Regions from separate parts of the Mus musculus genome. Here regions 2, 3, 4 and 5 are each linked to region 1. Evidence: chromatin loops called from intact Hi-C (ENCODE). Cell type or tissue: left cerebral cortex. All regions are shown on one strand. Region 1 holds the start of Aftph (aftiphilin). Region 2 holds the start of Sertad2 (SERTA domain containing 2). Region 3 overlaps Gm46273 (a long non-coding RNA gene). Region 4 has its middle 65 kb from the start of Gm32142. Region 5 holds the start of Lgalsl (lectin, galactoside binding-like).

Region 1 (5,000 bases):
ATTTACTGATCTAGAAATTACAATGCTGGATCTAACTTGCTATTCGTGTGAGAGATATCCATGTATATGGCTACCATAGGTACTTTGTTTTAACAAATACACTTCTGGAGAGTGTTAAAAATGATCCCTACAAATGCCAACGTTTAGAAACTTATAAAATATGGTAAACTAGGCTGCTTATATCAACGCATTAGAGTTGAAGCAGAGTTCCCCCTAGAGTTTAGTATATATTTCTCTAATAGTTCAACAAATGTAAAATCTGATTTGAACCTTTCCAAAGTTCCTATCCCCACCACTATCCCCCCCCCGCAAAAAAAACACCTCGTGAAAGATATTTATGCCCTGAAGTTTGAGTAAAGTTTTACTTCTTTTAGTAAGAACTCTGAAACAGAACCAACGCTCCTTTGACGCTCCCTGCCCCCTCCCCGTTAATATTTACATGTATGAGTCAGTTCTTTCCTCAACCGCAACAGATTCAGATTCAGAGGGACATCACGCTATAACTTGAATAAACCAACAAGGTGGGGGCGGTAGGAAGCACAACTAGTCTCCGTTTCCAAAGGGAAAAAGAACCCACCACCGTTCACCCTCTGTCCCCGGCAGCACCTGCCACGTCGGGAGCTTAAAGAATAATGGCTCAACTTTCGGACGCAAGGAGGGAGAAGACACAGATAATTTCCTGAGGAGTGCCTAAAAGGTCCTCTCCGCAAGGGACACAGCTCTGGGCCGTCTCTGTCCGTTGGAGCATTCAGAGACCCTTCGAGGCGGCACAGTCCTGCAGCAGCCGGCCTCGGGCCTCCGCGAGGCAGACAGTGTTTACACCTGTCACGAGGGAGGTGGGAGCAGGAGGACGCCGGAGCGGAGCCCCAAACTTCTACACAGCGGCCGGGAGGGAACCCCGGCGCGCAGCTCGGGGCGGGTGGACGGCGAGAGGCAGGGCGGGCCACGGCGGCCGGGAGGGCACGGCTGGCTCTCCTCGGCCGAGCCTGGGATGCCGAGCGCCGTGCCACTCGGCTTCGGGCGCTGCCAGCGGCGTTCCGCACCCGCGGAGAAGAGCAGAGCCCGCGCCGGAGCTCGCAGGCCCGCACGCGGGCCGACGCGGGCAGGCGCTCCAGGCCGGGGCGACTAGCCGGGCCGGGTCCTCCGCACCCCGGGAGCGCGGCGGCAGCACTCACCTGGCTCGTCCCGGGCGGCCGCGATGGGCATGGCTCGGCGGCCCGGGGAGGAACTGGCTCCCCGGGGAAGGACCGGTTACTCGGACGCTGAGCTGGTGAGGGCGGAAGGGGAGCTGTTCCCAGCCCTGTCAGCGGCGCGGCGCCATGGACGCCCACCCGGAGTTTCAGCGCTGCCGCGGGACCCCCATCCCACTACCCTCCGCCCTCTTCCGCCGCCGCCGCCGCCTCCGCCTCCTCCTCCTCCGCGGAGACCCCCGCCCACTCCACACACTCTCCCATCATGCAGCGGGGAACCGCTGCTGTCCATACGTCACTTCCGGGCGCAGGTGGCTAGGTCGGGGCCGGGCGCTGGTGGGTGCCGGGGTGGGGGAGGACACTCCAGGGGAATTAGTGTCACAGACTTCTTACTTCTGCGCAGGCGCCGTCGTGTGGAACGACGTTCGCCATTTTGGTTGCGGGCAAACGGTCTTTTTTCCGTACTCACTGAAGTGTGGGCTGGGGACGTCCTCCCTCCCCTCCCGACCCTCTGAGGCAGCGCTCCGGGCCACAGACCTGAGCTTCTCTCCGCCCAGTACTTTCCCGATGAGCCGGGGAGAGGGTTAAGTTCCGCCTTGGAATAAAACTGCAGACGTATGGAAATACGGAACCAGATCTCTGCTGAAAAACCGGCTGGACAACATTCAGCAGCTTGTCCTTTTTGCCCGGAATAAAAGACTTTCATTCCCTTCCCTTTTTATGTAAGCCAACAAAAGAGGAAGCTGTTATTTAACAAACGAGAAGTGATTGTCCTACTTAAGACGAGAAGTCAGCAGGCAAACTAACAAATGGTCTTCTACAAAAATCAGTCCAGAATTGTGTTGGTGTTTGGAGAAGATGATCATTTTCATACATCTTTCCAATCAACTTGTGCATTTGAGCGATTCTATACAATAGAGGTCATAAGAGGTTTTTGTTTCCATCGGTTCCTGAGCAATTGGTCTTTTTTTAATAACATCTCCCCGTCCTTTATTATGACTCTGTTAGAAACCATTCCACTGTAAAACTCAGACAAAGCTGCAGGATTTTTATTCCTGTCTCAGACGGTGAACCCTGGACTCTACCCTACAAACCCTGAGCCCTGCCGGGTTCTCTTTCTGCCCACGCTGAATTATTTAAAATAGTTCCCAAACCGCAAAGCTCAGCAGTAACCGAAAGGAACAAGGACTGAAAACACCCGTCATCTCAGAGAACTGTCTAGCCCTTTGACTGGAGGAATTACACACGTTGAAAAAGATAAGGACAATAGCAATTCATCATGGTTTATCCTGCCTCTGCAATGTTCTAGACAAATTAACTTGAAGAACTAAAATAGACCCTCATTTGTCTCCTCACAATTCAGTCATTGCAAGATAACAGAGACTGCATTGCTGCTTTGTGGTTATGCTGAATATTTTTGTTATTGGCCAGTCACTGAAGTGAGAAAAATCTATATGGCTTGTCAAATTTATTCCTTTTGTATTTCGCCCCCTGCTGGTGTAGCTCGTGTGCAAATTAAAAAAAAAAAGTATGTCACTGTAAAACATGTTTATTGTCTGAGAATGAAAGTAAAAAAAAATGCGTGTAAAACTGAAAATTAATTTATTTCAGACAAACATATGTTTGTTTTCACTTGATAAATCTACCAAATAAGTACTGACTAAGATCCGAAGGAAACGTTTGAATGATGATTTTCAAATAATTTAAACCAATCAAAAATGTTTAATATAGTGATTCTAAACATTAAAAGGAAACCGTGCAGTTTGGGAAAGTATCTTCCCGATTTCACAAATTATATGATTACCAAATGATTATCTTTGTTAGGTAAGTGAAGAGGCTAACTCTGTTTACTTAATTTTTTTTTTTTTAAATCCATGGAAGCTGAGTAGCTATTTGTTCAAATGACTTGGGAGCACAATCAACCTACCTGTAATTGGATACTCTTACATGTGATTATGACATTTGGCATCAAGAAAAGAAAAACGCCTGACCACTTCTAATTTTTTCTCCTATTCAGCCTTGTTAAACAACTGAAATCATAATAAATAGTAAAGTTTATACTTATATTACCCCTTTTAGTCAAATGTTACATTGTAGTGCTATTGTTTACCTCTTAGACACTCAAATTTCTTTGACCTCTAAAAGCTCTTCCAGGGGGGAGGCTCTGTGAATCATACCTTAAGTAGAGAAACCTGCATCACACACAACACAGAGGGAAAACCCCTGGTTTTCTACTTTTATTTTGAACCAGGTTCTCCTATAACCCAGGCTAGTTCTCAGCCTGTAAACTAAAGAGGATCTTGAACTGATCCCCTATCTCTACCACCCAAGTGCTGTGATTACAGGTATGTGTCACCATGTCCACTATTTTTAAATTTAATGAAGTAGATGAACTACCTCTACAATAAAGACTTTAGGAGCCCAAAGAAAGCAATAGGAGAAGACACTGGAAGATAGAAGCTCAATGCTTATTCACTGGAAGAATGAAGGAGTTTCACCCTGTTGCTGTACCTCAGGGACTTTCCAAGTTTTCTTTAGTGTCTGAAATCCAATCCCTGTCCCTTCCACTCTAAGGCTGCTCTCATGGCTGTCCCTTCTCTAAGTATTCACTAACAACAGAGCCCCCAGAAGACTGCTGGTGAAGTTCCCTGCTCTCTCTGGATGGATACTCTAACCATACCAATTCTCTTCCCTCTCAGAGCTCATAGTGAGCCTCACACTTCTGCACTTAAGCCTGGGATGCCAGCATTCCAGCATTTTATTCTCTGTTGTCAGAAAGAGAAACAGCTTGGACTATGAACAAAGAATTATCTTTGAGACAGAATAGACCAGGTGTGAACCTCAGCAACAGCCCAGAATCTTACTAAGAACCTTCCCCACCTGCAAAAATCAAAGAAGGGTCCCTACCTCACAGACCTGTTATCCAGAAGAGATGCACATTATAATGTATGTAAAATATCCCAACAATGCTAAGAGTCTGTCTCATAGTGTAAACTTTATTGTCATATCTTCCCCAAGACAATTTTAATTCTTAATTAATTCTCCACCCTTACTCCTTAGCTGATGACGTTGAGTAAAGTCTGAAGATATTCTTGACTATTACAGTTAAGGTGGAAGTGCAAGTAGAAGCTAACAGGTAGAAGCTGGGGACCCATCGAAACCTCCTGCAATGCAGAAGAAGCGAGTCTCTATAGCAAAGAACTATCCAGGATGTCAGTCATGCCAACTTTGAGAAATCTTGCCCTAGGGCATCCTTGGACTGTTGATATTGCCTCCACTAATTCAAACCACTAACACTGCTAATCCTAGGTCCCAGTCACTAAAAGTACTTGGACAGTTTAGGAAGTCTGAACATGTGCTAATATTAAATATAGCCTTAGGAATGAATTGTTAATTTTTCAGTACACTAATAAAATTATGGATTTGTACAATGATATACAACCATTTCTAAGTGTTTGAAATGCATAATTCGGTTTTAAATGGCTTAGGGAAAGAGATCCATGTATACACAGAGATAAAATGAATATAGCAATATTCTTGACTCTGAGTGATAAATATACCAGTGCTTGTCATACTCTGCTTTCTATTTTCATGCTATTTAGAATGTTTTTTGTAATAAAAAAGGGCTTTTAAAATACCCTAGCATACAGATGAACTATGGACTTATTTGCAAATTATTACACTCCCTAGACAATCACTCTTTTTTGTTGTTGTTGTTGTTTTGTTTTGTTGTTGTTGTTTTTTTGGTTTTTTTTTTGTTTTGTTTTGTTTTGTTTTGTTTTTTTGTTTTTCGAGACAGGGTTTCTCTGT
Region 2 (5,000 bases), 110 kb before region 1:
CTCTATAAAGAAAAAAAAAATCTGGCCCAGCCTGATTGTGTATACCTTTACTCCCTGCAGAGGTGGGAGGCGGGGGCGGGGCGGGTTGCGGGGGCAGGGGAAGGCCAACTTGGTCTACATAGTTCCAGGACAGATGGAGCTATGAAAAGAGAGCCTGTTTCAAAGTAAAAGCCTTCAGTCTTTGAGTATACCTCAAAAGTTCAGGGAAGGTGCCCTGAAGAGATGGTACCGCAGTTAAGAATACTTACTGCACTTGTAGAGGACCCCAGATTGGTTCCCACCACCACAGGCGCTCACAGTATTCTGTAACTCCTGTTCCAGAGGATCTAGCACCCTCTCTGGCCTCCATAGGACCAGAGCATGCACATGGTTCCCAGATACACCCTTACTCGTAAAGTTTTTGTTTTTGTTTTTAAGTACAGGGCGATCTTCCTTTATCTTTAAACGTCTCAGATTAGGCAGGATTGGCTAGATTGCTGTGCCTGGCGAGAAGGAGCAGGGAGACAGAAGTACCTGATGTTGGACCACACTGGCAGCTGTTGACGCTGCCACTTCACACTTTGACTAATTGGTCAGATATACCAGATTCTAGAAGTTGGTTAAGTGAAATTGTAACTCATGCACTGATAAGCCTCTAAGTCTTCAAAAATAGAACTGTGCGATATCTCACCCCAGAAGCAACTCTGGGCTGCTTTCCTCAGAACTCAGACTTTTAGGTAAGCATACATAGAACATAGACTTCAGACAACATGTGTTCGTTCTGTTGACACACTAAGATGTTATTTTAATTTTGGCTTTCCTTTTGTGCAGGAACACTGTATTTGGGTAGCCATTTGTTAAAAAATATCCAAGTGTCATAAAATTCTGTGTCTTTTTGCAAACTTCAATTCATGAATAACAGTTTCAATTCATTTTAAATTCAACAGAACTAAATACCTCTGGCCTCCCACAAAGACATCACAGGAAGATTATTGTAGCTACTATTTCAATGGCGGTTTCTTAAAGTGAGCACTCAAAGTCTAAGTGAGTGGGTAATTAGAGCCAGGAGGGGTTAGTGCTGTCTCCAAATGCAGAACTCTAGAAATGAAAACCATCTTGGCTCTCCAGCAAAATGTGTGAAAGTTTATGCCACTGAGCAAGACCTCATACTCTATGCGATGCCATTTTGTGCTATTATAATGACTTGCCAGAGAGATATACAATTAGCTGATATTGGTTATACCTCATGAAACATGTATATGAGATTTTGATAATGCCAAGGATTTGCTAAAAACAAACAGCAACAACAACAAAAACCTTTTTACTTCTCTAATTAATAAAACCTGACATTGTCTCCTTTACCGTTTAGCACACATCATAATAATAATTATTATAATTATTAGAGACACATTCTCACTATTTAGTCCTGGCTGGCCTACAACTGCCTATGTAGACCAGGCTGACCTTGAACTAAGAGAGATCTGCCTGCCTCTTCCTACCTAGTGTAGGGGTCCTACAACTGGTGATGGCTCATATTTAATTTTGATAGGATCATCAACTCGATTGATAACAAATCATTACAGAACAGTTTGAGTTGGAATAAATTTGTCTTGATGTTTAAGACCTTTATGTTAGGTCTTAAAGCTTTATTGTCCTTAAATACAACTAGTGTCATGGACCATTAAACAGCAAAGTGGTCTGAAGAGAAATTATTGATTGGAGTGGCAGCCAAAATTTTAAAGTGCCTGAATTTCTTTTGTAATATCTTTATGTAGAATGCATATGCCATTTTAAAGGTAATGATAAATGTTCCTGTTGAGCTGTCCCTGGCCTCTTAGTTCTCTTAAATTCGAACCACTTAGGCACATGCTAATACTAAGGACAATATAAAGCTCCTTGCTAAGTTTGAGTAGTTAAAAACATTAAGGATTTTTTGTTGTTTTGGGGTTTTTTGTTTTTTGTTTTTTAAATGGGAAAGATAAGGCTATCAGCGTGAAACTTGTGGGCAGAGGACCACGCCTCCAGTTCCCTGTGTTCTCCAAGCGTGGTCTCCCTCTGGTTGGCTGCATGGTCTCCATAAAGGATGCAACTCTGGTATGTCCGACCGACTCCAAAGGTACTAGTTGGTGACTCATTTCAACTTCTGTCGTCAGCTCCACACGGAGCCCTTGGCCCCTCCCCCCATTCCCATATCTCCGAGGGCCATTGGTGGACCCTATCCTCCCGCCAGCCGGCCCAAGTGGCCAAATAGCTCGGATGCCTGTCATATTTGTGGTCGCGCTCCTCTGCGGACTGTGCCAGCGCTGCCGTCTTTGTCATCACCCACTCTGTCATGTCTGTTTTCCAGTATGTGGGGGCCATTAGTGGTAGTAGTGGCGGTCCGGCTTGGGCGCTCCCATTTCTACCTCTCCTATTTAGCTTTCAGTCCACAGAAGAGGCTGCATAAGCTTGGTGTCTGTCCGCCGCTTCCTGAGAGTTCACCCTGAGGGAATCTGCATTTATGGCACTTGGGCGGGCCCGGGGCGGGCCCTGCGAAGCTGAGGCGGGTCCGGACCGGCTGGAGGCGGGGCCTACGGAGATCTGGACCTGAAGGCACGGGTGGGCGGGACCTATAGTAGGAGGTGGGAGGGGCAGGGTGGGGCCTATACTGCAGGGGCGGGGCTGGTGGGGCGGGGCCCGGCCAGGCAGGGGGTGGGGCCTACGGGGCCTGGCCGGAGCTCGCCAGAGGCTCGCAGGCGGACGTCACTCCCGCACGGCGAGTGCTGGAGCACGAGCTGTACCTCTCTCGGCCCGGGCGTCCACTCCGCCCGCCTCCTGCTTCCTCCAGGCTGCCCGCCGCCTCCACCATTGTATAATGTTCCCGACTCGCAAGCAGAGGACGCCGGAGTCGTAGCTCCGGCCTCGCCGAGCTCCCTGCTACCGTCGGCCCCGCGGCGGGGGCGCCCCGCATGGAGCGGGCATAGCTTGAGGGGTGGGCGGAAACCCCTCCGATGCGTTAGCTCCTGGTGGACCTGCTTGTGGTGAGTTCCGGGCCGAGCTGGAGGCTCCCCGGGGTTGGGCTCCGGCGGGCGAGGGGCGGTGCTGGGCTGGGCCAGGCGGGAGCCCAAGGCAGCGGAGGCCGGACCGGGCAGGTTGGGGAGCACCCGCTGGCCGCCTGGAGACCCCGACTGTCACGACCTGGGGCGGGGTCCGGGCGGCAGGGGCCCGGAGCTTTTGCCGTCACAGCTGGTGTGTGTGTGTGTGTGTGAGTGTGTGTGTGTGTGTGTGTGCGCGCGCGCGCGCGCTCGCTGTGGTGGCTCTGGTGCTGAGAACGTGCGAGACTTTTTTTTTTTTTTAAAGATTCCGGTTGCTGGCAGGGAGGCTGCTTCACTTTTGAGTTCCGTGTCTGGGTTTGCATCCAACTTGCTATATTGTGTTTCGAGAGTTTCCCGGTGGTTTTGCGTTAAAACAGTTCTCTTCACCCTCTTTTCTTCCGTGCCCAAGTGAATTGATTTTGGATCCAAATGTTTATTAAACTTAATGCCTTCCTGGTTTTTAAATTAGAAATCTACAAGTCATCTTGGTGTTAACCGCCTATGACGGGGCAGAGGGGGGGCGGTGCTGAGGGGAGCCAGCTGTCCCGACGCGTAGACTTTGTACCATTGACACTGGGCACTTCAGAGGACCATTGCGTCGAGAGAAAGTACTGAATTGTTCATATTTTTCTTAACTATAAATTGTCTTAGCTTTAGCCGGAATGGTAGCAAATCAGTAGAGTTGAAAATTGAATTGTAAGTTTCGCAAAGCAGTGAGACTGTTTTAGAATAACTTTTTGCTCGCATCTAGGTAGTTTCAGGAGTAGAAAGTCGGTTTTGCAGGCACTGAGTGGAGGGCAGTCAGCAGGGACAGACTCAGAAACGGCAGATTTTATTTAAGTAGAATCAGTCAAACCCTAGCTGGCTTTCAGGAACAGTCGTTGTTTTCAAGCTTTGTTCTTGAAACGTGCTTTTGAATTCCTAGTATTTGTTAAGAAGTGTTCAGAACCTATGGAAAAGGGCCTGGAGGTTGTAGTCACCAGTAGGATGGCCCAGGCCCTAACTGTTCAGAATTGCTTTTTGTAATTTTTGTGACTGGCAGGAATGAGGTGGGCCTGGGCTCCACTTAACCTCCTGGAAGGCTCCACACCAGAGAGCCCTGGGTCTGCTGCTGGGTTAGTTGCTTACCCAGTGGCTACTTCACCAGAGCCCTTTAATATCATAGTATCCCGATTTGAGGGTGAAGTTATTAAGATTTCAACTCTGGCATGAGCAAGAATAATTGTGGATCTTTACTTTCCTGATAATTTTATAAAAATTTCCTTTATTTGAAAATACACATTGCTGGCCTGGGTTGTGCTGGCATACACTTACAATCCTAGCACTAGTGGATCTGTAGGAACTCAAGACTAGCTTGGTCTACACAGTGAACTCAGGGCCATCCAGTGATTGTGTTCAGGTTAGGAAGGGTTTAAAATGATGTCTTTCCTCTCCTAATTAAAATACGTTCAACTGTTATGTATGCTTCGTGGACTTGGTAGCTCACCTTCCCTCCCTCTCCACCCAGGTCTGTTCCTTACTTTATTTCAACAGGTAGGGACTCACATTTTATAGTAACTCACTGTGTAGCAGGAGGTGTCCTAGGAATAGTTTTATTGTCATGCAAGTGTCACAGACTGGTAGGTAACAGCTGCTCAGGCCAGCTTCTGATAAAAGAACTGAGAAAAGAGTTAGACTCAGATTTAGAAACTCTCGCCCATTGCTGAGTTACCCTACATAACAGCTTTTTAAATTTAATTAAGGAACAGAAATAGAAATTTATCCAGTTACCACAACTAAACAAAGTGGACATGACAAACAAGCATAGTTTTTTTTGTTTGTTGTTTTTAAGTCACTTAAATTTACCAGTGATAGCTGACCCTTATTGGGGGGGAGGGCGCATTTTAAACAGTACTCCCATGGTAAAGTAAAAGTTACATAGCTCTAGCGTGCCTTACTTAAAATGTT
Region 3 (5,000 bases), 170 kb after region 1:
AGCACTGACAGAAACACTCAGTCATTTTGCATTTCACTGCTGCCAAGTTTTCTGTTCAAACCCTACATTCAGTGTGGCCCATGAGGGATGGGACCCATAGCTTACGAAGCCATAGTTTTGAAGGCTGGGCATCTGAGATAAAGACGTGGTGGGTTCTGTACTGCAGTGGGGCAGGGGTTCTCCCCCAGAAGTTTTCTTATAATGAAGTGACAATGGATAGATTAGTACGAGAAAAGACATAGGAACCTATTAATATGTGTGACGCAGTAACACAGTGCAGGCCTTAATCACACTCGCTTTCCAGGCCTTCTGTGTCAGCCCCCCACCCTTGCAAGCCTCTCCCCAAAACATGTTAAGATAAAAATAATAATTTTTGAAAGTCCCATTTGTGTTGTCAAACTCCCAGTGGCCTGTCCCTGAGAGAGAACTGAGTCCTTTGCCTTCCACAACCCTGCCAGAAGCGTCAGTTATGGAGAGCTACACCTCAGCACCCTATCACACTGTTGTAAGAGTTCTCTTCACTGGCTTCCTGACGAGGCTGTTACTTTTGCGGGGTAGTTGGGGTGGGTAGAGGTTGTCACAGAAGCCTTCCATGTCCCTTATTTCAACTGTGTGTCTTCAGTCATCCATATCACAGCAAAAGAAGCCTCCTTGCTCTTCACAGCCAGTGGGGGATGGGACTGGGCACACATGGCATGGTATGGATGACCAACCCAACACAGACTGATGGATCACAGGGTCCACGTGGTTTCTGGCGACAGCACAGACCACAAACATAGCTCCCCTCTGCAGTAGGACCCCTGGCCCAGACAAGCCCTGACAAGCCCCGAGAGGCAGTGGGGCGCAGAGTTGTTAACACGGCCTGCAGCTGTAGCAGGCCTGTAAACATCAATGCATCTTCAGGCTGCAGCACAGACCGCCGACATCCTCATGGTGGCCACTTTCTGTAATCTTCCTGTAGATGTGCCTCCAGTTCATGAAACCTTAACCCAGTGCTTCTCAACCCACGACACCCATAGGGGGTGTTGACTGATCCTTTCACAGGGTCACCTGCGACCATCAGAAAACACAGATATTTACATTATGAGTCATAACAGTAGCAAAATTACAGTTATAAAGTAACAACAAAAATAACTTTATGGTTACAGGGGGTGGGGAGTCTCACCACAATATGAGCAACTGCATTAAAAGGTCACAGACAGCATTAGGAAGATTGAGAACTACTGCATTAGCCAAAGAAAATGGCTTTCTTCCTAGTGATCTGGTCTTTAAGAAGGCAAGGGAATATTAAAGTAAAACCCTTTCCAATATCTGGTGGTTGCAAGGACCTGTAATTTAACCACCAGTGTTAACAGGGCAGGCTGTCTGGGGAAAGATACATTCAGCTCCCAAAAGAGTCCTCTGAGGGCCTACTGTGTCTGAGACAGCTGGCTCCTCATTGTGTCCTCATGGTGGGAGAGGCTAGGAGCCTCCCCTCACACTTGTCCCCCAACTCTGCAAAGTCCAAAGTCTCTCACCACAGGAAATCCCATAGAGTAAGCGGTGAGGAAGAGAAGGCTGGGACTTTCTTATGAACAATTAGACTTCCTATACCCAGACAGACACTGCCAATGGAAACACTATTGGCCCAAACTGCCGTTAACCGCCTGATCTGGTGGGCATCATGAACAGCTTCATTTTAAACAGACATAAGCCCCAGCAGTGACAAGGAGGCCTGAGGGTGTCAATCACTTTATCTGCTCACTGACAGTGCCTGCAGGTGTGGAGAATGCTCCAGATGTAAGCAGGAAACTGCTTTGGAATCCATCAGCCCCAGCACTGAGCTCTCAAGGTTGGAAGAGGTGCTCAGAATTGAACTGGGGACAATGAGGTCCTGTGCTCCCCTGGAAGGGCAAGGCCTAGCATAAGAAGGCCTGAGGTCAGATTGTGCTGGCAGCTCTGACCCGGTGGGGACAGAAGACTCAGCTGTGCTCATAGAGGGATTCGCCTTTTTCTTTTCTTTCTCCTGCACCTCCTAAGGAAGAAAGTGTTTTTCTTCCTGCTCTTCAGGGGATGGCAGAAGTTGAAAAGGAATATATTTATAGCTGGTAGCGAACTTAGGGTCTCAGCATCAGGTCTAGTAACCTCCTTCCATGACCGCATCTGAAAAGGGTGGGGTGGGGAGCAGCAGAGGCACAAGGGAGGAGGGTGCCTTGAGCTGAGACAGTTTGCTGGGTAGTTCTCTATCATCTTGAAACAGATTAGCGTCATCCAAGAGAAGAGAACCTCAATTGAGAAATGCCTCCATAAGATCAGGTTAAAACAAGCTTGTAGGGCATGATCTTAATTAGTGATTGGTGGGGGAGGGCCCAGCCCACTGTGGGTGGGACACCCCTGAGCTGGTGGTCCTACGCTCTATAAGGAAGGGCTGAGCAAGCCATGAAGATCCAAGTCAGTAAGGGGCACCCCTTCGTGGCCTCTGCACCAGCTCCTGCCTCCAGGTTCCTGACCTGTTTTGAGTTCTGACTTCCTCTGAAATATGAACAGAAATATGGAAGGGTGGGCCAAATAAACCCTCTCCTCCCCCAGTTGCTTTGACCATGGTGTTTTATCACAGCAATAAGAAGCCTACCTACAACAGATAGGAAGTTGATTTATGTTTGTGGAATGGATTGAAGTAGCCCCCAAGTCTCTAGCAAGATTAGTACTTCTCTCAGAAAACAGAACCTCACAGGAAAAGGAAGTGTTTGACGGCTGGAAAACGCAAGGGTCTGGCGCCACCTAGTGTCTTTTCCTGCAAGGGGCTGTTCTGCCTACGATGAGAGACAAGAGTTTGGTGGGAGATGCTGAAAAGCCACAGTCCTGATATGTCTCAGACAAGGTTGTTGGTGGAGGGGAAGGAAGCAGGAGTGACTCAAACGTAATATTTAGAGTCCAAGTCTCAATAGATTGGCTCACACTAGAAAAAACAAACAAACAAACAACTTGGTGCAATTTGATGGCTCCCGTGTTTCTCATTTTCAACCCAGTTTTTTAGAGCTCTCAGAACCAGTACACGGGCTGTTTACAGATTCCTCAATCTGCTTGTCACCGACCCCCTCAAATCTTGACCGTCAGCTTCAATGATGCCAAGTTCTGGCTCAGCACCTGACTACCCTCTAACTTTAATGTTACAGCCTCTGTGTGCTGTTTCCTGTCATTAACTTATTTATCATTCAGAGAAATGGCTGCAGAGTGGCTATTAGTACCCTCCGTTCCACACATGAGAAAAACCAGTGCTGGGGAAGGGAGAAGGTATCTGACTGCCCCACATGACTACACACGCACGTGCATTTTTCAGGGGTGGGAAATACTGGTGTGTGTGTGTGTATATGTGTGTGTGTGTGTGGTGTGTCTTGGGACATATTCTCCTCAGATAAGAACTGCTGCAGGTGAACACATGTGCTGTGGAGCTCTGCAGGGTGTGAGGTGCATGCGGGTGTGGGGGAAGGATCGGTGTGAGGGTGTGAACATTGTAGAGCTCAGGGGGCACCCACTGTGCCCTTTCGTACCCCCCGCCCCCCGCACAAAGAAGTTTATCTTCTTCAAAATGGATTCCAAAACACAATACAACCTCCACACACCCCCTCACAGACCACACACACACACACACACACACACCCCACAAACCCAACCTCCACACACATCCCCGAAGACCACACACACACACACACACACACACACACACACACACACCAGTGTTTCCCACCCCTGAAAAATAATCAGTGTTGCTTATTTTTTAGAGTTAAACTGGAAGACAGCTTTTCCAATAAAAGTGTGGTGGCCGGGACTGCATGCACGTCCCTTAGCGGAAGCGGGACAGGCAGAAGCAGGACGCTCTAGTCAGCATGTGTGATTTGCAGGAGGAAGGGCCCCAGAGGCTATTTCCTGTGTCGCTGGAAGGACACAGAAGGGAATTGTCTGTGGCTATCCAGCAAGGCTAATGCAGCCACAAGTCAGCAGTGCACCCCAGCCCTCACAGGAAGTACCACACACAGATACAGCTTGGCATCCCCTCTCCTGATACACCCACTTTGAAAATCTCCTGATTCTTCACAGGCTTTTTCTAATTTAAGACGCCTCCACCAGCTTGGCAAATGTCGAGCTTCTCCACTACAGAGGAAATGGCTTGGAGAGGCTCCAGAGGAACAAAGGCCTCATTAGGATCAGTCACTTATTCTGAGTACACATGGCCAAGAATCTTTATTGATGATCTCATATACAAATGCAGTGGTAATTAAGACCATAATGCAAATGACTTTAGCTTAGTAACTCCCTCTGTAAAAGAAATTTGCAAAATTAAGTCTGAGATTTTCGAAACTAGGTCTTTTTAAAAAAAAAAATCCCCTCTATTATAATTAACCCCTTTCCTCCATGCCATCCACCCCTTGGTAATGAAATTAGTTTAAAATAAAATCCACGGGACACTGGCACAGCAGCGCTGCCTCTTGGACATGCTGGTCTGTGAGCCATCCAGGAAGCAGAAGGGGAGGGGTCTTCAGGGCCAGTTAGAAGAGGCTAGCTGTGTGGCTACACACAACAGGAAAAATCCCTCCTTGCCAGGGCAGAGAAGAGGCCCCTCAGCTCGCTTCTGTTCTGTTTCTCTCAAACCTGACACAAATTAGCTTCCTTTCTAAAGAAGACATGGCTGGCTACTTTGTTGCTCTGAAGGTGCTGGGGAAGATCAGAAACTCATCTCTAGGTTGTGGAGGTCAAAGAGACAAAGCTTCAACGAGAAAGTCTGGGACCCCAGACCCCGTCCTCCAAGTTGCAACCGTCACTGGCCTCAGCTCCTCTCTCCTGATCTGCCCCAGCAGAGGGCAATGCCCACCCACCTCAGTTTATCAAGAGCCCAGATGAACTCTGTGGCCTGAGACAACTGTGCCAGGAGCTCCAGCCTCCCTAACTTTAACCCCAGTTTGATCTTTGTCAAAACTAAAAAAGGACTAAAATTGTCCTGAGCATGTCTTTCCTTCCAGAAG
Region 4 (5,000 bases), 200 kb before region 1:
TTGGTGAGTTGTCACCCATATTGGGGTGGACTTTCTGTGGCATGACTGCAAATGAGTAGTCCATGTTCTGTAAGTAACCCCAGGAAATTCATTGATTCAGTAAGTTGGCCCTTTGTGATACTTAGCTTTGCCCTGGGTAATCAGACATTTGTTTCTGTCTCCCCAAGAACAGCAGCACACAGCACTTTCTACTCAGACTTATGCACAGCAAATACGCAAGTGATCACAAAACGATCATAAAGTAGAAGCCAGGAGAGAAATAGATGTGAGAGGAAAAAAGAATAAGGACAGGAAGAAAGAGAGGTGTCTAATGAAGTGGTTAGTGTGTCAATACTCAAATCACCTGAACTATTGCTTAAGCAGCAAATAACCGATAGACCTGAGGGGAGACCCAGGAATCTAGCAGGCCTTCCACACTTTAAGAAATATTGGAATAAGGAGGGCACAGAATTCTAAAGTGACACATGGTAAGGATTGGAGGCAAGCCATAGCTCTTCCACCACGAGATTGCTAACCCTTATTTGGAGATCTTTCAGAGTCAAAATCTGTTCTTAGTACCATTATGGTATATACAATAATTCACTACATTTACCTATCTATAAAATGACCTCATAGAAGAATATATATATATATATATATATATATATATATATATATATATATATATATATATATATATATCTAGCTTCTGGAGAGATGGCTCTGAAGTTAAGAGCACTTTGCTGCCCTTGCAGAGGACCCAGGTTTGGTTCCCAGCACACACACAGCTGTGAGAGCAGCTTTCTTTGACTCCAGGGGATCCAATGCCTTCTTTTGGCCTTTATGGGCACCAGGCACTAACATAGTACACATAAATAATAAATACAAGCAAACACTCATCTGCATAAAATAAAATGTAGTACAGTAACCCAGATTAGGAGTAGTGGAGTGTTTTGTTTGTTTTTGCCACAGTGAGGGATCCAGCTAACATTGTTCACCTTGTACGAATCACTAGGCTGACAGTGAGAACACTAGGTCCCCTGCCCTGTATAGCTCCAGTGTAGTTTCAACACACGAAGAGAAAATGCATAAATGAGATGTGTGTTGCAAGAAGTTGCTGGCATAGTTCATTTTCATTAGTAGATTCTGGACCAGAAGGTAATCACGGAGTCAAGCTGTGTCACAATTAAGCTCCAGAAAGGTCTGGGTCCTAAGGTGAGCACAGTTAAGGAAAGCCCCAATGTGACCAGAGTAAACATTTGTCTTCATTTTTATCTTTTTCCCATTTTTAGAGCACTGTGGATTTCGGTTATCTCGGGATGAGGGTGGAGGTGGGGGAGTCTCACCCACTTCAAGACCCTAAAGCAACATTGTCTCACCAGTACTTGACTTATTTCAAAAGTGGGTGTTGGGTATTCCAGTATATTTGAATATGAATGCAACTGTTTTAAGCCCCAGGAAAACACCTCTGAATCCAGGAAGCCAAGAAGTCAAGGCAGTAGGGATGAAACAGGTTTAAGGGCCAGCCTGCGCTACACAGCAAACACTAGGACAGCCAGGATCAAGTATCGAGACTCTGTCTTAACAACACCAGAAACGAACAATGCATTTTGTAGGTAAGAAGATGGGTTTTGCCAGCGTGTTTGCTTTTTGGGGGGGATTTCTTTCAAATCCTAATGCATAACAATGGGTTAAAGTCTGTGAAGTGATTACTGGACAACAGCCAAAATATCGAGGCACGCCATAGCTCCTGGGAATGAGTACTGAGTAGGTGCACTCTGGCACTGCCTTAGGGTTCAAGGTGAGGGAGTGGGAGAGTGCAGAGGGACGTTTGGAGAAAGCTAAGATACACGCGTACTGCAAAGCCCGAACAGAGTCGTTCACACCAGTTTAAGAAGTGCCTTTTCCAGAAACCCAATAAAAGAACATGTGTTCTGAGGAGCTGTTTCAACCTGTCTACACCCTAGGCGACTTCCCCCACAAAACGGGCAAATCCTGGGCCAAAGTGATTGCCACGCCTTGCGTCTTTGGCTCCTGAAATCCCAGAGCACGTGCCCACAGGGGCTGTTTTAGCAGTGGACACTATGGACGCGGATCAAGTTTGGATCGTATCCACTCCGAATCGGTCCGCCCTGAGAGTGGGCTTGGCCGGCAGGTCCACTGGCAGGTTTCGCAAGGGGCCCGCCCGCGCGCCCCTCCAGCCGGTCCAGGGTTACGCCGCCAGCTGCGGTGCCCCGCCCCGCCCCGCCCCGCCCCGCCCCGCCCCGCCCCGCCCCGCCCCGCGCGGCCCGGCTCTCACACGGTTACTTGCGTGACTGACTCGGGCCGGGCGGGCTGGAGGACCGCGCGGGAGGAGGGAGCCAGAGCGCGGGCCCGCCCGCTCCTCACCGCCAGCCTCTCCTCCTCATTGGCCACAGGCCGGCGTCCATCACCCCCAGGTGGCGCTCGGATTGGCGGAAAGCGCACTTCTAGAACGAGGAGGGCAGAGTGACTCCGCGGGTCTCCCGCGGCTCCTTTTCTCCTCCTCCTGCTCAACGTCCACCCACCTCTCCCCACCCCCATCACTTCCCCCGCCCGGTGCTCTACAGTGTCCTTAGAAGACTCATTGGGCCAGGGGCGAAGCCAGCCACCTAGCGAGCCTCACTGCCATTGGTCTATGATCACGCCCGTCACGGCGGTACGCCCTGCCACTGGGCAGCCTCGCTGCGCTCCCGCCCCGCCCGCCGCCTCCCTCGCGGCTCTCCCCAGCCCCCTACCCCGCCCGCCTCGCCGCTCCTTCCCGGTCCAGCTGGGCGGGGACTGCCCTAGGACTCTTTAAAGTCTGTGAGTCACTGCACAACCTATCAATCCAATTAAATGTCTTGAGCGAGCCGAGCGGGCGGTGCTCCCCGCCGCCGGCCGCCCCTGCTCTCGGCGCCCCGCTATCCATGGCTGGCTGGCTGTATTCCTCCCGGTGCGCCCTCTTCCCGCATCTCGCCAGCCTCGGCAACTTCCCTTCAGCTAGCCTCTGCCCCCAGGCCGCCACGGCATGGGCTAGACCCCGAGCCGCTTCTTGCCGTCTCCCGTCCAGTCCGTGTGCGGTATCGCCCCTTTAGCCTGTCTCGCCCATCCCCGCCGTTTCCCCGACAGTCAGTCCATCCCTCGGTCGGCTTTCCTCCGCGGGGCAGCGGTGGAGGACCAGCGGGCTCCGTAGGAGCGGGAGCCCCCACCCCGCTCCTCCTCCCGCTCCTCCGCGCTCTCACTCGTCGGGATCCCCGTCCCACACCTAGGGACGCGCCGACCGACGTCCTCTCCCCGCGGCCGTACGACCCGCCCGGGGGCTGGACCCGGCGCCCACTTCTTCGCGGAAGGTGAGTACCGAGTGGGGTTTGGGGTGGGGTGGTCTGAAAAAATAAATAAAAAAAAATGTGGTGGCCGGGCCACTTTTGGGCAGGGCAGGGATCAGGTTGTGGCTGGAGGTTCCCGGTCGGCGTGGATGAGGAGGTGACTCCCTCCTTCCCTCTCTCGCTCCCCCTCTCCACCCCCCCTCCCCGCCCTTGACACCCTCCTTCTCCTGTCTTGCTGTACATGTAGGTATTGCCAGACTTCCACCAGCGGGGCATTATGCCGCCTGTGAAATAATTGGTGCTGGCATGCTCTCTGTCTTTTGAATGCCTAAGTGAGCAGTAATAGTCTGCGATGTGATCTGATAGACTGAGTGCCCCGCAGAAAGTGTAAAAATGCCTAATGGGGGCACATTTTCCTCTAAATCGAAGTTAACTTTCATTCAATAAAGGCAAAGCAAAAGGTGTTTGTAATTTGAGTGCATGGTGATAGAGGAGAATACTGGTTGCCTAATGGCTTAGTTTTTATTTTGAAGCAATTTTATAGGTTTTCTTGTGAAAAAAAATGTGAATTCAGTATTAAAGGTTCTGAAGTCTAAACCTGTTGGAAGAGAGCAGGTGAGAAGGGACTCCAGCATGGTATGTCCACTTCGGTTTTCTCTTGCTCTAGGGAGGCATTGCAACGCAGAATTCTGTCTTCGTCTTTATGCACAGAACAGCTTAGAGGTTGTTTCTTTGGGTATACAAATTTTGTGTTCTTGACTACTCTTTAAGCAACATTATTCTACAGAATTTCTTCAGTTTTTAATTTGGTTTCTCCATCTTAAATGCCTCCGGACTACGAATACCCACCACTACCTGTGTCACGAGAGTCTTGCTGTATGGATCTTTAGTATTTATTTTGAGGTGAAAGAATGATAAGAAATGGTTACTCCGAGTTGGCTTCCAGGGTTGCTGTTTAGAATTCATTAGTTTTAAGTCGCTATTACCCTCTTGAAATGGAGTTCTGCAGTAGTTGTCCACAAGATTTAAATTAGGCCAAACCAAACATATTTTGAAATATTAAAGTACAGCAAAGACCTCTTAGTAGTTCATTTTCTACTTCTCTTTCAGACTAACCAGAATAAGTTGTTACTAAATTTAATTTTAAAGAATAGACTGTTCCTGTACTGAAATCTGCCAAGTTGCTACAGAAAGATTTCTTTTTAAAGAGCAGAAATGTGGTTATGATCAGTCCAAAGTGGTGAAGTTTAAAAGTGACTTATATGTAAATGTTGCTTTAAAGAAGCACTTGTCACCAGCTTCAAGACCTTTCAGTATATTTCAGGAAGACCTACACAGAGCCTTTTTGAGTTGTTTAATAAATTTGCATGTGACTTTTTTCATGAGGCTGAAGCCTCAGAGCACAGGGCATCCTGCTGTCTGAATTTGAATTTTGCCAGTATCTTTCCCTCACTGGCTCTGTGACCTTGGACAAGTTTAAAATAATCTGGACCGTAGTGGTTTTCTCCAGTTGTTTCTCCAGAAAGGCTCCTCTTTAAAAGACCTCCCCTCCCCCAAAGATGAATAGAATGCTCGCCATCACTGCTGGAAGACAGGTATCTGCATAGACTTTCAGAGTGAAGTCACAGGGGCTGAAGAGATTGCTCAGTTGGTTGTCCATTTTCTGAACTCAGATTCTCAGTACCCACAAAAATG
Region 5 (5,000 bases), 89 kb after region 1:
AGTTAAGTACTTAGCAATTAGGTATGCATATATGCATCCATTAACTAAACATATGGTCTGAAGAGAATCAAGAGCTACTAAGGCAAGCATTAACATCTATCAGCAAACAGACTTCTTTTGTTGTTTTTTATTCTTTTCTCTCGGCCTCGAGACAAGTTCCGGGCAACAAATTTCTTGGACATGAAGAAATTCTTAAAGAGCTCTTGGCACACAGTAGATACAGAGTAAGTAGGGGCCCTGCCAACACTGCATCAGGCACTCAAGGTACCTACCCTGAACGGCTGGTCTGGGATGAATGGAAAGTAAGGGATTGCCGACTGCTCCTCGCCTCTTTCTCCTGAGATACAAGAGTTTCTGAGCAGCTGCCGGTCTGTGAACACAGCTTTGAGTTCAATTGCCACATCGGCAGGAGGATCTTCAGAGTCTCCACAGGTCAAGCTGATGGCAAAGCTAAAAAGAAAACAGTGTCACTTAGCCAGGAGTCAGATGTAACATTTTAACTTGACCCAGTTCCTCCTCCAGTGGGTTCATCGGCTTTTAATGGGCTGCTACTGTTTACACAGTTTAAACACAGACACTAAGGATTACACTCAAACCAATAGATTTTGTTACCTAAAGTAGGCTCTGGTGAAAACTCCAGTGGAACTGAAAATAATTACAACTGAAGACTTCAAATGCCTCAGGCCACCCTTGCATTAATCCATCTCAGAGTTCTCAAAAACAGCCACAGAACTTGACAAGGGAAACATCTTGTAAGTTTGGTTCTTATTTATTCTAACAGGTTTGGTTACGACTACCGTGTTTCAAAACCATAAAAAAAGAAGTCTTTTGGCCTTCTCAAGGGTCAAAGATTAACTGTAGGCCTATTTTTATCATCACTGATATAAATAGCTATCTGCAGAGATGATGGCTAGGATTGATACACATTCTTTTCATGGGAACATGGTACTTTCTTGGCACTCCTAACTAGTGACACTGTGCAAGTAGGGTAAGGGGAGGAGGCAGCCGCGGGACTCAGCAATGGCAGGGCTCTGCCCTTACCTTTCGGGGTTGAGATCTACGATGCCCATCACTAATACCTTCTTGCCTGGTCTCATGCCACCTTTAATGTGCCCACAAAATGGAACTATCTGCAAAGGAAGAGGGGAGAGACAGGATGTTTATGGGCTGTTAGAGACGAGCCAAACCCTCAGCCCTGAGAATCAGACCCATTAGAAAGCAAGGAAATGCACCAGAGGGGAAAAGGATAAAGGCAGAGACACGGAGCACATTGATTTACCAGTCGTGGGAAGTACACGTCGGCTTGAACTGGAGAACCCAAGGAGTTGTTTAAGTGCCCATCATCAAGTTTCTAAAAATAGAAGCACACAGATTGGCTTTCCACAGACCCTTGTTTATTAGGGAGTGAATGGAAGGATGAGGAATCAACACAAATCTGTAGTGATCCAGCAGCCCTCCACAGACACACATACATATGATGCCTCTTTATAGCCCATTAAATAACCGCGAAACAAAACCCGGCCTTTCCATCCGGTCTAAGCCTCTGATGATCCCCAGGCTCTTGAGACCGGATCAAATTCAAGGTCGCGGCCCACCCGGGAAGCAAAGCCCGTGTAGGTGGGCGGCAGGCCCCTCTCCAAGCACAAACGCTCCCGGAGTCTCTGCCCCCTGGCCTGTCCTCGGGGACGTGGCTGGAGTGCAGCGGCAGCGCTCGGCTTCTCTCCGGAGCCCCCGGCGCGGGACCGTTTCCAAAGGGGTAAATCCCGGACGCCGGGACCGCGGCCCCACACTAACCCACGTGCACGCACACGCGCCCAGCGCGCACCTGGCCGGCGCCCTCCTGCCCCGCGCCCGGGGCCCCCCGAGCTCGCACCCCGCGGCGGCTGACAGGTACCGCGCTTCCCGCGGCACCGCGGGTCCGTAGTCCTTGCCCCGGCCCTCTGAGCTACCCGCCTCGCGGGAGGCCGCTGCACTCACCACCACGGCGTCGCTGTCGGCCACCGACCCCGCCATGTTCCTGCAGCGAGCGCCGGGGACGCGGCGGCGGGCGCGGGTCCGAGCCGGGCGCGCGCACACACGGGCGCGCGTGCACGCCCCAGGCTGGCGCGGCCGCAGGCCCGGGAGGGGGAAGGGAGGCGGGCGGCGCGGAGATCGCGGCGGCGAGGGGATGACGGTGGCGAGGGCCGCAGTGCGTTGGCCTGGGGTGGCATTTAAAGGCGGCAGGGCTCGGCTCGGGAACCGAGAACCGGGAACAGGGCGGGGACGGGGCCCGGGAGCCGCGGCTTGCTAAGCGTGCCCTGCCCTACGGCCATTGGACCACGGCTGAAGGCCGGAGGGCGGTGGCCTGTCGGCGGGAAGGTGGGTGGGGCTGGGGAAAGGGGTGAAGGGAGGGCCCAGGTGGGCCAGGTGACAGGTGCTGGGGACACTCCTGGTCGGTACCCTACTCACTCACCTCCTTCCGCATCCTGGGGGACTGTGGGGGTGGATCAGGAGTGAGGTCGAGAGAAGGTGGAGGACTCCAAAGAGGAAGACCTGGTATGGCTTCTTTCAGAGAATTCCAACCTAGTGGGAGGAAAGATAGTTGCACTGTTTGGAGGAGAAGGAGAATGGAGGTCCAAGGCTTGTACATATTTGACCCTAAATAAAGAAGCAGCCAGGACTCTAGGGGGACAGTTTGCTGAGCGCCGACCAACCCTCTGTTCCCAGGGAAGCGCAGGCTAGTGTCGGGGTCCCGGAAGCATTCTTCAGCAGGTGCCCGGCCAAGCCGCAACTTGAAGTGGACACAGTTTCTGTCCTTAGCTATTTTACGTCACTTGCTTAGTTTGGGGTAATGGAGTCTCCAGTCCTTCTTTGTGTAATACTTCCTAGGGAATACACTCCTCTTTCACGCTAAGGCTCAGACTCCTGTAATGGTATCCTGACACTAGCATAATTATGTAACTTCTCAGATAAGGCTGTATCAACATACTCTCTATTAGGTGACATACTCGGCTTGCCCAATGCACTGTGTGAATCACCACACTAATAAGCAAGGAGCTTGAGCAAGTGAGCTGCTACAGTCCCAGAGGGGCCCTTTGGGGGACCTGGCGTCTCTGCAGCTTTTGTGTCCCTTTATGGACCAGTGCTAATCATGGTAATCTCTGTGGGACAGGGAACATGCCTGTAATCCACAGTCGGAGCCTTTGTGGAAGTGGTTCTCAGAATTAGAGACTGAAGAGTTGTCATTGTGGCTCCCATTTTGCTCCTGTTTACTCATCTGAGCTTGAGAATCACACCTATTAATTATTCTAACATACTAGGCAATTACAAGAAACTTGATATTTTAAAGTCATACTTTGATTCTCTGAATTTCTAAGAGTCAGCATAGGGAAAAAATCATTGAATTATTTGCTATTAGCTAAGCGTGGTACAATATATCATGGTTATTATAAAGGGCTGGTGTCTTGGGTCCAAATTTAGTTTCTTATTACTGATAGTAGCGTGCCTTAATTTCTTCATCAGACATGATAATAATTACTACGATGATCCTATCTTGAATTACTGTGAAGATTAATAAATTGGTTCACACACCTTCCCCAGAAGAACACTCAGCACATTCTAAGCAACAGTTTTGAGTGTCTGCTGTTGACCAAGAGCTGAGAATTAGCAGGGGCATTGCTGAAATTACATTGTAGCGAGGAGAGGCAGACATAAGCAAACTTGCAAGTATATAGGTAGTAAGACAGAAAAATAAGGCGGGGAGGAGGAGAGTGCAGGATGATGCTATTAAAGTAGGGTAGTCTGGGAAAGTGACATTGAGAATTCTGAAGGAGGGAGGGAGAAAGGGAGGGAGGAAGGGAGGGACAAAGGGAGGGCTGGCTCAACCTCCAGAAGAGGTTGCTGGCTCAGGAACTGTAAAGATAAAGTTTGCAAGATGGGACCTGTAGATTAATGCTGGACATGTGGAGCAGAAGTGAAGGCTGAGGTCTTGGAGACACCTTTTACTTGAAGGGAACAGAAAGACACTGGAAGTTTCTGAGCCAGGGAGAGGAGGTTTGGTTTTGGAGGTTCTGGGGAGCAAACCCATGGCCTTGTATGTGCAGGGCAAGCATACTGGCACTGAGTCACATCATGGACCTGTACTCTCTGATGTTGACGCATCCCTGTAGCTGATGTAACAAGGGCCAGAGAACAGGCAGCATGTAGCCAGGGCAGGAGGACAGGAGGAGGGGGCTCAGGTTCTGTGTACCTGCATCTGTGCTCACAGATTTCTGACATTGTGAGGAGACCATTGCCTGCAGCTGGGCCACCACCCTGCCCAATTGCTCTAAGAACTGGGACTCAACAAAGATTTGCAAAATATCCCACTGCTGAGGTTTGTTATCCCATGATGCTGATTCCCTCAGACTCCCACTGGGAAGGGAAGCCACAGCCCACTCTAACAAACAGGGCCCCACACACTGCTCTAAGTCCATTAGGCACTTAGTTTTTAATAACTGTTTTTGTCAAGCCAGTCTCCACTCTTATGAGCAACATTCACACAAGAAAAAAAAAAAAATCTCCAAACTCAGCATTCTTTGATTGCCTACTTAGGTAGGAGGGCACAACTTATCAAACAACTTTTCTGTATTTCAAAACATGATTACAGGTTTTAATTATTTTAGGAACTATGGCCTAGTTATCAAATGATTCTTTTAGACATACACAGAATTTTCTCATACCCAAACAATTAGGAGAATGCTGTAAAACTTGGCAGTCAACACTAGTTTTGAACATTTCATTAACTTCGGTTATTTATGGGGAAGCTAGATTCAGCCTCCGGTGTGTGTTTTAATTACAGACCAAAATAAAAGCCTCCCTCTGAAGAAGATGGTCATGACCCATTCCCTAGAGGAGCGTGGGGCTTCAAAGATGCAGTTCCATGTCCCCTTGTCCCCTTCCACATGGCAACAGAAGCCTGGCAAGGAGGAGGCAGAGGACCCTGCTTCTGCCTTCAGAGCTGGTGCTGTGAACAGGAGGTG

Evidence for each region. Peaks named below come from ENCODE experiments on the same cell type or tissue, not always from the same donor. Only the 100,000 strongest peaks of a DNase experiment are listed, where the experiment ranks them.
Region 2: it touches region 1 in a loop (11-fold over the local background); 8 of 42 quality-filtered maps call a loop at or near these places.
Region 3: it touches region 1 in a loop (6-fold over the local background); 4 of 42 quality-filtered maps call a loop at or near these places.
Region 4: a loop joins it to region 1, with 9 times the contacts of the local background. A loop is called at or near these places in 9 of 42 quality-filtered maps.
Region 5: a loop joins it to region 1, with 5 times the contacts of the local background. A loop is called at or near these places in 3 of 42 quality-filtered maps.

What each region holds. Positions count from the first base shown.
Region 1 is chr11:20,740,131-20,745,130 of GRCm38, forward strand. It overlaps Aftph (aftiphilin), which reads right to left and starts at 1,426. Exons shown (of 10, transcript NM_001290545.1): 1 at 1,176-1,426. Gm46272 (predicted gene, 46272) reads left to right here and starts at 502. Exons shown (of 1, transcript NR_168691.1): 1 at 502-3,259. In left cerebral cortex, a CTCF peak has its summit at 2,680 (motif pointing left); DNase peaks (open chromatin) are centred at 541, 798, 1,576, 2,401 and 1 more place; H3K4me3 peaks cover 2,968 bases; H3K27ac peaks cover 2,568 bases.
Region 2 is chr11:20,629,275-20,634,274 of GRCm38, forward strand. It overlaps Sertad2 (SERTA domain containing 2), which reads left to right and starts at 2,703. Exons shown (of 2, transcript NM_001038625.1): 1 at 2,703-2,999. In left cerebral cortex, no CTCF peak of the experiment used is centred here; DNase peaks (open chromatin) are centred at 2,169, 2,529 and 3,231; H3K4me3 peaks cover 2,321 bases; H3K27ac peaks cover 913 bases.
Region 3 is chr11:20,911,384-20,916,383 of GRCm38, forward strand. It overlaps Gm46273 (a long non-coding RNA gene), which reads right to left. Exons shown (of 2, transcript XR_001780166.2): 2 at 218-1,050. Among named protein-coding and RNA genes, the nearest start is that of Gm32293, 3.4 kb to the right of the region's middle. In left cerebral cortex, CTCF peaks have their summits at 2,765 (motif pointing left), 3,924 and 4,820 (motif pointing right); DNase peaks (open chromatin) are centred at 2,760, 3,026, 4,039 and 4,811; H3K27ac peaks cover 1,207 bases.
Region 4 is chr11:20,540,432-20,545,431 of GRCm38, forward strand. It overlaps a transcript of Sertad2 not described here. Among named protein-coding and RNA genes, the nearest start is that of Gm32142, 65 kb to the left of the region's middle. In left cerebral cortex, a CTCF peak has its summit at 2,393 (motif pointing right); DNase peaks (open chromatin) are centred at 2,056, 2,445, 2,597, 3,575 and 2 more places; H3K4me3 peaks cover 3,001 bases; H3K27ac peaks cover 2,240 bases.
Region 5 is chr11:20,828,997-20,833,996 of GRCm38, forward strand. It overlaps Lgalsl (lectin, galactoside binding-like), which reads right to left and starts at 2,112. Exons shown (of 5, transcript NM_173752.4): 1 at 1,978-2,112; 2 at 1,280-1,351; 3 at 1,042-1,130; 4 at 273-450. The coding sequence starts at 2,013. In left cerebral cortex, a CTCF peak has its summit at 2,576; DNase peaks (open chromatin) are centred at 317, 1,311, 1,551, 1,751 and 2 more places; H3K4me3 peaks cover 3,218 bases; H3K27ac peaks cover 2,276 bases.